Regions from separate parts of the Homo sapiens genome. Here region 1 is linked to region 2. A link is a contact called in ENCODE Hi-C data. All regions are on one chromosome and are shown on one strand. The core of a region is the stretch at or near the end of the contact, and the rest is flanking DNA. Distances in the headings are between cores, read along the strand shown.

The links. Hi-C counts contacts between places; a loop is a spot of excess contacts on that map.
Region 1: a map of vagina shows a loop between it and region 2 (2.6-fold over the local background). The contact joins the promoter of LRRC3-DT here to the promoter of KRTAP10-5 in region 2. A Hi-C loop is called at or near these places in 1 of 168 maps with a recorded cell type or tissue (vagina).

What each region holds. Positions count from the first base shown.
Region 1 is chr21:44,451,974-44,458,195 of GRCh38, forward strand. LRRC3-DT (LRRC3 divergent transcript) reads right to left here and starts at 3,311. Exons shown (of 4, transcript NR_047476.1): 1 at 3,271-3,311; 2 at 3,004-3,079. LRRC3 (leucine rich repeat containing 3) reads left to right here and starts at 3,537. Exons shown (of 2, transcript NM_030891.6): 1 at 3,537-3,682; 2 at 4,525-6,222. The coding sequence starts at 4,672. The coding sequence ends at 5,445. RefSeq lists an enhancer at 2,534-3,034 and silencers at 3,198-3,377, 3,466-3,895.
Region 2 is chr21:44,576,646-44,582,965 of GRCh38, forward strand. KRTAP10-5 (keratin associated protein 10-5) reads right to left here and starts at 3,959. Exons shown (of 1, transcript NM_198694.3): 1 at 2,810-3,959. The coding sequence starts at 3,933. The coding sequence ends at 3,118. All of the region lies in intron 1 of TSPEAR (thrombospondin type laminin G domain and EAR repeats), which reads right to left. RefSeq lists enhancers at 3,103-3,693, 3,694-4,283.

The DNA.
Region 1 (6,222 bases), core at 2,061-4,560, 130 kb before region 2:
GACACAGGGGTCAACCAGTCAGGAGCATGCACGATGTGAGCACAGAGTCTCAAAACACATGAAGCAAAAGCTGATAGAGCTGCAAGGAAAAATTACAGACAAATCTGCAATTACAGTCAGAGGTTTCAACACCGCTATCAAGAATTTGTTTGTTTGAGACAGGGTCTTGCTCTGCCACCCAGGCTCAAATGCAATGGCACAATCACGGCTCACTGCAGCCTTGACTTCCTGGGCTCAAGAAATCCTCCTGCCTCAGCCTCCCAAGTAGCTAGGATTGCAGGCATGCGCTGCCATGGATGGGTGAGTTTTTGATTTTTTGTAGAGATGGTGTCTCACTTTGTTGCCCAGGCTGGTCTCTCAATAATTAGCAGAGCAAGTAGACAGAAAGTGGATGATAATATGGGCTACTCAAATAACACAGTCATTGCCGTTTATAGGACACCTCGTGGAGCAACAGTACACAAATTCAAGTGCGCATGCAACAACCGCCAACCATAATCGGGGCCATGAAAGAGTCTCAATAAATTTAAAAGGATCCGAAACATAGAATATGTCCTCTGACAACAATGGCTTTAAAGTAATGATCAACAGCAGAAAGAGCTCTGGAAAATGCACAGATATGTGGAAGTGAAATAGCATAGCTCTAAACTCATGGGTCAAAAAGGAAATCAAAGGGAAAATTATAAATTATTTTCAACTTAATGAAAACAAAAATACAACATATCAAAATTTCTGGGATGCAGTTAAAGGTGGACTTAGAGGGAAATTTATAGTACTGAATGCTTGTACAGATCAGTGACCCCAGCTTCCACCTTAAGAGACCTAAAAAAGAAGAGAAAGTCAAACCCAATGTAAGCAAAAGAGGCTGGGTGCAGTGGTTCATGCCTGTAATCCCAGCACTTTGGGAGGCCGAGGTGGGTGGATAACCTGAGGTCAGGAGTTCGAGACAAGCCTGGTCAACATGGTGAAACCCCATCTCTACTAAAAATATACAAAAATTAGCTGGGCATGGTGGCACATGCCTGTAATCCCAGCTACTCAGGAGGCTGAGGCAGGAGAATCACTTGAACCCGGAAGATGGAGTTTGCAGTGAGCCGAGATTGCCCCCACTGAACTCCAGCTTGGGCAACAAGGCAAGACTCTGTCTCAAAAACAAAAACAAAAACAAAAACAAACAAACAAAAAAACAAGCAAAAGAAAGAATAAAGAGTGGAAGTCAATGAAAAAAAAGTGCATCAACGAAACCAAAAAGCTATTTCTTTGAGAAGATCAATACAATTGATAAACTGCTATCTGATTGTTCAGTTAAAAAAAAAGCCACAATTGCCAGTATCAGAAATGAGAAAGATGACATCACCTCATACTTCACAGATGTTGAAAGGATAAAGGAATATTATGAACAACTTTATGCTAATAAATTCAACAACTTATATGCGATGGGCAATTTCTTGAGCGATACAAACTACATACATTCAGTCAAGAATAAAATAAACTCAGCAGTTGTATATCCATTAAATAATTCAACCACATATAAAAATGATAATACATCATGACCACGTGGGCTTTATCCCAAGAACACAAGATTGATTTAACACTTTAAAATCAATCATTATACTCTATCATATTAATAGATCATCACGCAAAAAGATTCTCAATAGATGCAGAAAAAACAAAATCCAACTTTCATTCCTGATTAAAAAGACTCTCAGCAAACAAGAGAAAGGATAGTCTTTTCAACAGTCTGGAAAAAACTGATTATCCACATACACAAAAAATAAACATTGAATCATATCTCATACTATAAACCCAAATAAACTTAAAATAGGTAATAGACCCAAATGCAAACCTTTAAAACTCTAAAACCCTTGTGACTTTGGGTGAGGCAAAGATTTCTTATATATGACACCAAAAGCAGGATCCATAAAAGAAAAACATAAATTGGATTTCCTCAAAATTAAAAAATTCTGCTCTTTGAAAAACTGTTAAGAGAATGAACACACAATCCAAAGGCTTGGAGAAAGCATTTACAGATCACATATCTGATAAAGGACTTGTATCCAGAATATGCAACAAACTCCCAAACTCAATAATAAGAAAATAAACAACCCAATTAAAAGTGAGTAAAAGATTTGAACTCAACGCTTACTACAGGAGATGGAGAATAAACAGATGAAATGATGCTCAACATCATTGGCCAACAGGGAAACGCAAATTAAAACCACAGTTCCATCTATCACCACACACCTATTAGAGTATTTGAAATTAAAAAGACAAACCATACCAAGTGCTGGGGAGGATGTGGAATGTAAAACCATACAATCGCTTTGGCAGTTTCTTAAAAAGTTTCACATATGGCTACCGTGGCATCCAGCCACTCCACTCCTAGACATCTATTCAAGAGAAAGAAAAGCATTCATCCAAAGACTTGTGCACAATGTTCGGATCAGCTTTATCTGTAAGAGCCAACACCAGAAACAACCCAAATGCCCACCAGCAGGTGAATGGACACAAACTGTGGTACATTCATACACTGGAGTACCATGCAGCTGTAAAAGAAATACGCATTGACAAACCAAATGACGCAGGCAAATCTCAAAAATAATTGTGCTGAGTGAAAGAAGCTACACAAAAAGTACATATTATATGATTCCATTTGTGCAAATCATAGGAAATGCAAAGTAATCAGTAGTGACAGAATGCAGATCAGTGCTTGCCTGGGGATGAGGGAGGGCAGGGAGAGATGACCAAGAGGGAACCCGGGGTGTTCACTATGCTGATTGTGGTGATGGTTTCACAGGAGTATCCGAGTGTTAAAACGTACCAAATTGAAATATGTGGCTTACCGTCTGTCAATTACACCACAATAAGGCTACTTTTTGAAAACCATGAGGATGGCTCAGGTCCGGCTCAAATGCCCCCACCCTGCGTTCCTTCCTTGGGATGTCAGACGCTGGAGCTGGAGCAGAAGGGGACCTAGATGGGCGGAGATCTAGCCCTACTCACCCACTGGCCACGGGGTAGGCGAGGGACGCTCAGCAGGGGCTTCCCGCAGACCCAGGGTCTTCAAGCCCCAGAAGTCCTGATGCCAGAGGGAAGAGGGGATTTGCCCAGAGTGAGGGGCAGGGGCTGGACCCACAGCCCCTCCCGGCGCGCAGACCCCGCCCCCACCCATAACCACGCCCTCAGCCCCCACCACCTCGTCCTCAGCCCCACAACCACGCCCCCAGCATGCCACAATTACTCCCACAACCCGCCCACAGCCCCTGCGACCTGGGTCTTAGTACCAGCTCCATCTAAAGCCGCACCACCGGCCCCTCCCATGCCCCTCCCATGCCCCTCCCCCATCTCTTCCAGGCCCCGCCCTGCCGCAGAACCCGCCCTCAAGCCCCGCCCCCGCCTAACCACAAATCCCGTTCCGGTCTCCTTACATGCCCCGCCCCTTCCCCGCCCCCGCGGGGAATCGACACAGCCTGTCTCCGCCTTTCGCCCCGCCCCCTCCAGGCCCCGCCCCACCCCGCCCCTCGCCCGCGCAGGCCGGAGTCGCGGCCTCCCCAGCTAGTGGTCGCGGGCGCGGTCGCAGGGGCAGCGGGGTGGCCGCCGCGCCAGGCGTGGAGCTGGGTCTGGCGGGCTCCGAGAGGCCCGGGAGCGGCGCGCAGAGCAGCCTCCGGCCGCCGCCGCGCAGGTAAAGCCCCCGCCCAGCCCTGGGAGCGTGGATTCCCACCCACCCCATGACCATCCCCCCGCCGCGAGTGCTGGGGTCTCGGGGGTCCCAGGTTCCGGGGGTCCTAGGGCCGGAGGGTCTAAAGGCTGGAGGTCCTGGGGGTCCGAGCCTCTCCCGGCCGGCTCCGCGCGCGGCCCCGCCGTCCACGCCCAGCGCGGGCCGCGCGCACAGGGCTTGGCTTCTCTGTTTTCTCGGTTTCCTTCTTCAGGCAGTTGAAAGAAAAGGCGCGGTTCTGTGCCCGGTGCGAGCCGCGGCTCCTTTAGGGCTGGCAGGGAAGGGCTTGCTGGGTTATGACAGTTTTTAGGGGTTGTCGGAGTCAGCCAGGCGTTGGCTGCTGGAGTAGCCCCTGGCGCGCGAGCGCCCGCTGGTGCCCGGCCACGTGCCCAGCTTGACCCGCGCTCCAGGTTCGGGAGAAGCTGCAGCCGTCACCGTCCTCCTGGCGTCCACCCTGAGGAGGGAGGGGCTGGGTGGTCCAAGCCGCCGCCACTCCGCCGCCCGGCCTTTGGTCCCCAGCGGTGCTGTAGGTGGCCAGGGGTGGCCGCAGTGACCACCCACTGGGCCATGCGGAGCCCCCTGGCAGTGCCAGCTCCCTGCACTTGTGGGACGCTCCTCCCGGGCGCATTGGGAGTCTCCAGAAGTAAGTTACAGGCAGAGCTGTTTAAGGAGGCGTGCTCCCCACCCCAGACCCTTCAGTGGGCCCTCAACACCCTCCCCACCAGTGGACGCGTTTCCCAGGTGACCGCAGCCGGCAGTGCTGACCACCCTCCCTCCCTCTCCGCTCCCTCCTGCGTCTTCCCTTTCAGAGCTGCCAGAGTGGACTGCACTGCTTCTCCCAGCGGGGCAGGATGGCGGTTTCATGTCTGGTTGGATAAGGCCTTGCCTGCGGAAACCAGCTCCATCCCCAGGCCCTAGCAGAGGCTCGCGTGTCCCCGTCCCCAGGTCAGGTCAGGATGGGCACCGTGCGCCCACCTCGCCCCTCGCTCCTGCTGGTCTCCACCCGGGAGTCTTGTCTCTTCCTCCTCTTCTGCCTGCACCTGGGCGCCGCCTGCCCACAGCCCTGCCGGTGCCCTGACCACGCAGGGGCTGTGGCTGTCTTCTGCAGCTTGCGGGGCCTTCAGGAGGTCCCCGAGGACATCCCGGCCAACACCGTGCTCCTGAAGCTCGATGCCAACAAGATCTCCCACCTCCCGGACGGGGCCTTCCAGCACCTGCACCGGCTCAGGGAGCTGGATCTGTCTCACAACGCCATCGAGGCCATCGGCTCCGCCACCTTCGCGGGCCTGGCCGGGGGCCTGCGGCTGCTGGACCTGTCTTACAACCGCATCCAGAGGATCCCCAAGGACGCCCTGGGCAAACTCAGCGCCAAGATACGCCTGTCCCACAACCCCCTGCACTGCGAGTGCGCCCTGCAGGAGGCCCTGTGGGAGCTGAAGCTGGACCCCGACTCTGTGGACGAGATCGCCTGCCACACCTCAGTGCAGGAGGAGTTTGTGGGGAAGCCTCTGGTTCAGGCTCTGGATGCGGGTGCCAGCCTCTGCAGCGTCCCCCACAGGACCACAGACGTGGCCATGCTGGTCACCATGTTCGGCTGGTTCGCCATGGTGATCGCCTACGTCGTGTACTATGTGCGCCACAACCAGGAGGATGCCCGGAGGCACCTGGAGTACCTGAAGTCTCTGCCCAGCGCCCCCGCCTCCAAGGACCCCATCGGCCCGGGGCCCTAGCGCCTGTTCCGGCAGACCCCCGCCGGTGGCTGCTGTCACTTTTGTAGTAGGTGGTGACTGATGCTGCTTTTGCTCTTCCCTGAGGCAGGTGTCACAGCCATGTGTGCTCCCCACTGTTGCACTCAGGCACAGCAGCACCTCCAGGCTGGGTGGTTTTGCCACACATCCGTGTGACGGATGAGGAACCTGAAGCTTAGAGGAACGGAATGACTGCCCGTGACGATACCATCAGGAAATTATCCCAGTGGAACTTCAACCCGGGCTGTCCATCGTGACATTCCGCCTCCTTCCACCATGCCAGCCTCTCCCACACGGGGCCCTGCAGGCTGTGGATATGCACTCAGAGGACTAAGGGGGTGCTCTGCAAGCGAGAGGGTTCACCAGAGGGAGCTTGGGTGCAGGTTCACCCGCTGAAGGCGCTGATAAGTCCTGTGCTGAGGAGCTGACTTGCCCTTGTTTACTTACAAAGTGCATTGTAGGTAAACATGAGCCTTGTTCCAGTGTTCGAAGTACATTGGAACGTAAGCCCTGTTTCCAGAGCAAAGTAACAGAGACCAGGTTTTTCTAGAGAGCTAAGTGGGATGTGTAGCTCAAACAAACTGTCCTACCCTTTTTTATTCTCAAATGTTTGTTTTGAGTAACCGTAGTGCCAAAATTTCAGTTCAGTAATGGGGTGAACAATATGGAGAGAGACCTGGGAAAAGTCCAGGGTAGCTTGCCCAGGGGAAGACAGCAGCCACATACCTGGGGGCCCGCCTGCTTCCTGCCCCTCTGGGT
Region 2 (6,320 bases), core at 2,709-5,208:
AACTACAGTGCTGTTTCCCTTCACGTGAGCTGAGAACACTGCTGGTTGAGGTCCTTTGTGTCTTTACCAAACCTCACTCTGTCTTCAGAAAGTCATTTTCCAGGAGGTGTATAGAAAAGTTGAGAAACCACTAAAAACCAAGCCGACTTAAGGGATATTTATACAAAATCCCATCCAACAACAATGGGATGCATGTTGTTTAAAGTGCACGTGGAACATCCACCAACATAAACCACCGGAGAGGCCTGAGAGCAAGTCTCAGTGTCCTCAGGAGGGATGAAATCACAGGAGGGCTGAGCATGCTGCTTGGCCACACAGAATTGGAAATCATTAACAGAAAGACACTTAGAAAACTGCCACATACTTGGAAATTAAATAACACACTTTAAGATCTATGAGTAAAAATATAAATCACAATGGAAATTATGAAATATCTGGAATAAAATGAAAATGAAATCACCCCATATCAATACTTGTGGGATGCAGCTAACAAAGCATGTAGAGGAAAATGCATAGTAATTTGTTTTATTAGAGAAGAAGGCCTAAAATCAGTTGTCCGAGCTTCCAGCTTAAGAAGCTAAAGAAGCATATGTTGAACCCAAAAATAACTAGAAATAATAAAATAATCAAGAATTTAAAAACTCCACTGTGTTTGTCCATTTTGCACTGCTGTAAAGGAATACCCGAGACTGGGCAATTTATGAGGAAAGGCCCACGGTTATCTGGCTCCTGGTTCTACAGGCTGTACAAGAATGGCACCTGCTGAGCTTCTGCTGAGGTCTCAGGAAGCTTTACTCATGGTGGAAGGTGGACGGGGAGCAGGCATCACATGGTATGAGGGGAGCAAGAGAGACAGAGAGGAGGGAGTGCCAGGCTCTTGTAAACAACCAGCTGTCCATGAAGTAACAGAGCAAGACTTCACTCATTATTGTGGGGGTGGCACCAAGCCACTCATGAGGGAACCGTCCCCATGACCCAATCACCTCCCACCAGGCCCTGCCTCCAACACGGGATCATGGTTCACCATGAGATTTGGAGGGGACACATATCCACCATATCACCTACCAAATAGAAAGTGGACAAACAGGGAAATAAATAAAACCAAACCTAGTTTTTTTAAAGACAAATGAAATTGGCAAATTTCTAACTTTACTGGTCATTATAAAACAAGAGAACAAATAAATTACCAATATCGGATGTTATGGTTTGGCTGTGTCCCCACCCAAATCTCATCTTGAATTCTCACATGTTGTGGGAGGCACCTGGTGGGAGGTAATTGAATCATGGGAGTGGGTCTTTCCTGTGCTGTTCTCATGATAGTAAGTAAGTCTCACAAGATCTGATGGTTTTATACAGGGGAGTTTCCCTGCACAAGCTCTCTTCTCTTGTCTGCCACCAAGTGAATTGTGCCTTTCACCTTCCACCATGATTGTGAGGCCTCCTCAGCCATGTGGAACTGTGAGTCCATTAAACCTCTTTCTTTTGTAAATTGCCCAGTCTTGGGTATGTCTTTATTAGCACCATGAAAATGAACTAATACATCAGGAATGAATAAAAGGTTGCCACTACAGAATCTGTAGATATTTAAAGGAAACCAAACAAATAATGCAAACAACTCTATGTCAATACATTCAACAGCTTAGATGAAATAGGCAAATGACTGGAAATGCATCATTTATGAAAAGGGATACAAGAAGAAATAGAAAATCGGAATAGCCCTCTATCAATTGAAGAGACTGGACTCATAATTAAAACCCTTCCCACAGAGACAATGCCAATCCCGAATGGCTTTGCCATTGAATTCTACCAAGCATTTAGGGGAGAAATAATGCCAATCTAACCCAAACTTTTCCAGAAAACCGTGGGGTAGACACAGTGTCGGCGAGGGTGCTAGGGATTAGGGGACGGAGGCTGAGGCCTCACGGGTGGCAGGGATGCCCTTGGTGGGCTCTGGCCATGGACACAGACTCCTGGGATGAGAGGGGGACTCATGGAGGAACACCCACGCCTTGACCCTGAGATGGCCTTGCAGGGAGGGTAACTGAAAATTTACCCACTGGGGACAGTTGCCTACTTACTAAAACAGTTCCAGCCACCACCGCAGCCCCTGGAAGGCCATCCCCCCAGAAAATCCCCCAGGTCTCAGCAGGGCCTTGTCCACCTGTGCCCTCCAGTGTCGCCCATGTCAACCTCACCTAAGAGGGGCCTGACGCACGGTCCTGCAGGTGCGGACTCTGGGTCCTGAAAGCCCATGCGGAACCTGGTGCCCCCAGAGGAGGGCCTGGGGCAGTGCCAGTTTTGGGGAATCATGTGCATCCATCCACCCACTCCATGATGCTTTCGTCCTGATCGAGTCCCTTGTCTCCTGCGCAGGTGCAGCAGCCCCTCCCTCTCCCCCCGCATTGCTGCTAAGCGGGCAGAACTCTCGGGCGGGCGGCACACAGGGAGGGTGACCAGGCCTGGAGGCTGCGGTGCCCGGACCCCAGGCCAGCTTCCTGGAAGGTGACCCTGCAGGGTGGGCTCTCCCAGGTGGGACAGTGGGTGGGACAGTCCTGGGGCCTGGAGAGCCCCACAGCCCAGGGCACGGCAGCCAATGACCAGGCTCAGGAAGACCCAGGCATGGAGGCTGAGCCGGGACTGAGCCTTCCTGGGCGTGGCTGTGAGTTCCACCTGGTGACCCCCTGGAGGAGTTAGGCCACTGTCCCCCGTGACTTCTAGGTTAAGTCACTCATTCATAGAAACAGTCATGGCTAGAGACCAATCTGAGCTCAAAACCATGTATCCCCAGGAGCACTACAGAAAAAGAGAATCAGGCGACCAAGGGGAGTTTATTGGGGAGCAGGAGGAGGTGCTGACAGGTTCAAGTCGAGGCCAAGTGACATGGGGCAGAGAAGCTGGGAGGGAGGACAGGGGACCCAACAGGCAGGTGGGCCCCTGCTGGGAGGCAGGAGCTGGGGAGCTTCGAGGATGGAGATTCCTGGGAGTATGGAGGGGGGGGTCACCTCAGCACATGGGGGCCCCGTCCCAAGCGGGGGCAACCTCCTAACCCGAGTCAGGACCAGTTGGCCCTGGGGGATGTGCACATCAGCAACTGGACTCCTGGCCTGAGCAGAGGCCTCAGCAGGCCAGGGGGGAGCACGCGGGGCGGCAGAGGAGGGACACGCAGGAGGCCGGGCGGCAGCAGCTGGCCTGGTAGGAGGAGGCAGGGGCACAGCAGGAGGAGATGGGCAGGCAGCAGGCGGGCCTGCATATGGGGCGGCAGAGGAGGGACACGGAGGAGGAGGGTCTGCAGCAGGAGGTGGTGCAGCAAGCCGGCTGACAGCTAGACTGCTGGCAGCATGAAGTGGAAGCCCCAGAGCAGACGGGCACACAGCAGATGGGTTTGCAGCAGACAGGCTTGCAACAGACAGGCACGTAGCAGGACTGCTGGCAGGGGGAGGAGGTGCAGCAAGTCGGCTGGCAGCTAGAATGCTGGCAGCATGAAGAGGAATCCTCAGAACAGGTGGGCACACAGCACACGGGCTTGCAGCAGACAGGCACACAGCAGGACTGCTGGCAGGAGGAAGAGGCACAGCAAGTTGGCTGGCAGCTAGACTGCTGGCAGCATGAAGAGGAATCCTTAGAGCAGGTGGGCAGGCAGCACACAGGCTTGCAGCAGACGGGCACGCAGCAGGCCTGCTGGCAGGGGGAGGAGGCGCAGCAAGCCGGCTGGCAGCACGAGGGCGTGCAGGAGCTGGTGCAGCCTGATTGGCAGGGGCTGGGCTCACAGGCCGCCTGGCAGCAGGGGCTGGACACACAGCTCACTGGGGTGCAGACCAGGGTCAGGCAGGGGGCGGTGCCGCAGGGGGGCTCACAGCAGCTCTCTGGGCAGTCGTCCACTCGCCAGGAGTCAGAGCAAGCGCTGGAGCAGACGGACATGGTGCACGCGGCCATGCTGGGGTGGGGAAGACGTGAGCTGGGAGCTGGGGGAGGTGTGAGTGAGTGAGTGTGTGAGTGAGTGAAGGAGGGAGTGAGTGAGTGAGGTGCTCAGGGCTGTGGGGCTTTTAAATCCCTCCCTGGCGTGTGTTGTCCCGACAGGAGGCTCCACAAGCTTCTCTTCCTTGTTGGTGTTTAGAGCTGGTGGCTGGAGATGCGTCATTCATGCTGGTTTATCTGTTTGTTTTTCCCTCATTAAACTTGTGTGTATGTTGCAGGGCCGTGTTTCTTCATCGGTTCTTATTTTAGCCCCAGAAATGTGGTGGAAAATATTTCAAGCAAACTTTTGTTGAGTAGAGGTTTTAGAGATGAAGACTTCTCTAAAGGGAGGAATTCTAGTTTCACCTATCCTGTGTTTGGACTGATTGGATATATTTTATTACTTTTAGCATATTAAAATATAAATAGGTAGAAAAATATGCATTTCTTATAAAATGCAGCTGGCACAGAGGGTACGATGAAGCTAAGTGGCCCTCTCTTCAACCCCTTGTGCCTCGTAAGGGGAATGCTCAGAGATTTGGTATCTGGTGGATCTGTGCTTTATCCTTGTCTCTTCAGCTCTTCCATGCCACCCTCAGAGCCCTCTCTCTGTTTTATTTGAAGCTGCGCTCTGGGTTTTCTCCATTTTTATTTCCTCATGGTGACAGATCAAGTACTTTTTCACATATGGTGATTTTAGGACATACATTTTAAGATTTCTTTCTTGCCTAAAAATGTACTCAACTTTACCCTCACACTTATATGATAGTTTAGCTGGGTATATAATTCTGGTTTTAAGTCAGAATTATTATTATAAATAATAACAAAAAATCTGTTTTCTCAAAATGATGAACCTGTGTCACCATTTTTCTGTAGTGTCCAGCGTTGCTGATGAGAGACTGAGGTTGGTCATTTGTCATTTTTTATAGTTTGTCTCTCTCTCTCCGTTTAACTCTCTGGGAACATTTGGTTTTCTTTTTATTCTTCTTTTGTTTCTATGCGTGTGCATTATTTTACTTTCTGTGGTTAGAATTCATTGAGCCTTTCAATGTGGAGACTCAGGAAGTGTTTTGCGCTCTTAAAAATAACTCATCTCTCAAGGTCTTTCCTTTTGTGACTTTAATTTTGTCTCACGATGAATGAAATACATTTTTGGCTCACTGTAATGATGTTATGTTGAGCATTTAAACGTTTTTCCCCTCGTTTCACTGGACATCAGTTAAGCTCTGCTCATTGGTGGCAGTTCATTTGATTTTCTGAGTAAAAGACTATTTTATTCCAGGGCATTGGGGTCCTGATCCAGTTTACATTCTAATTTGTTTCCATCTGTTTCTCTTTTCTACAAATATATAAAGGATTTTAAAGAGCCTCCCTTTTTGTTAGACAATTTTGATTTTATTTTTTATAACTCTTTGAATATCCTTTCAGTGATTATTAGTAGAGGTTGTGCGAGAACTGTGTGCTTAACCCACTTTCTGGGACTGAAGGACTCGATGCTCCTTTCAGGAAATGACAGGAAAGCCAGGAAGGCTAGGATGACGTCATATCAGCGGGTGTGCTACAGACATGCACGGCGCAGGTGCGGTCTCCACATCAGCCACCGCGTGAGGGGTGACTCTGCAGCCCATTTTGACAGTTGCAGAAATGATGAGAGAAGATAAGTAACCTTGAAAGAGGACAGCTGGCCGGCAGTGAACCTGACAACCGCGAGCTCTCACTCCTTTCCCTCACGGCCATACATGGCTCCGTTCTGTCACACAGCTCCCAGAAGAGTGCGTGCTTCCTGAGTGGCAGGCAGGGAGGCAGGTGGTCCTGAGCCAGCGGGATGTGGTAAGGCTGACATGGCTTCTGGGACAAGCCCTGGGGCCTGTATGATAATTTGCTTTAGTTTTCCCATCGCTATCTCTGGCAGCCTCCTTAATCGAATGGGTGTGGTGATTCCTTGTCTCTTTATTCCTATTTGTGATCCACGCCCTCTGTCGCTCCCTTCTCCTGGTGTCTGGACCACCCATCACTGTCCAAAGTGTCTTTCCACAGTCATTGCTGTGCCCACAACAGCTCCAGGGTCTCAGTGTGCCTGATCTAAGTCCACGCCCTGCGCTCAGTGGAGACGTGTCTTTTTGGATCATGGAAATTTTCACTGGGGGCCACCATGGCAGTTTCCACGGACAATTGAATGATCACACCAATTTCTTTCTTTCTCTCTTTCTTTCTCTTTCTTTCTTTTCTTCCTTCTTTCTTTCTTTTCTTTTTTGACACACAGTCTCACTCTGTCACCCAGGCTGGAGTGCAGTGGTGCTGCAGGCCCCACCTCCCGGGTTCAAGCGATTCTCCTCCCTCAGCCTCCCGAGTAGCTGGGATTACAG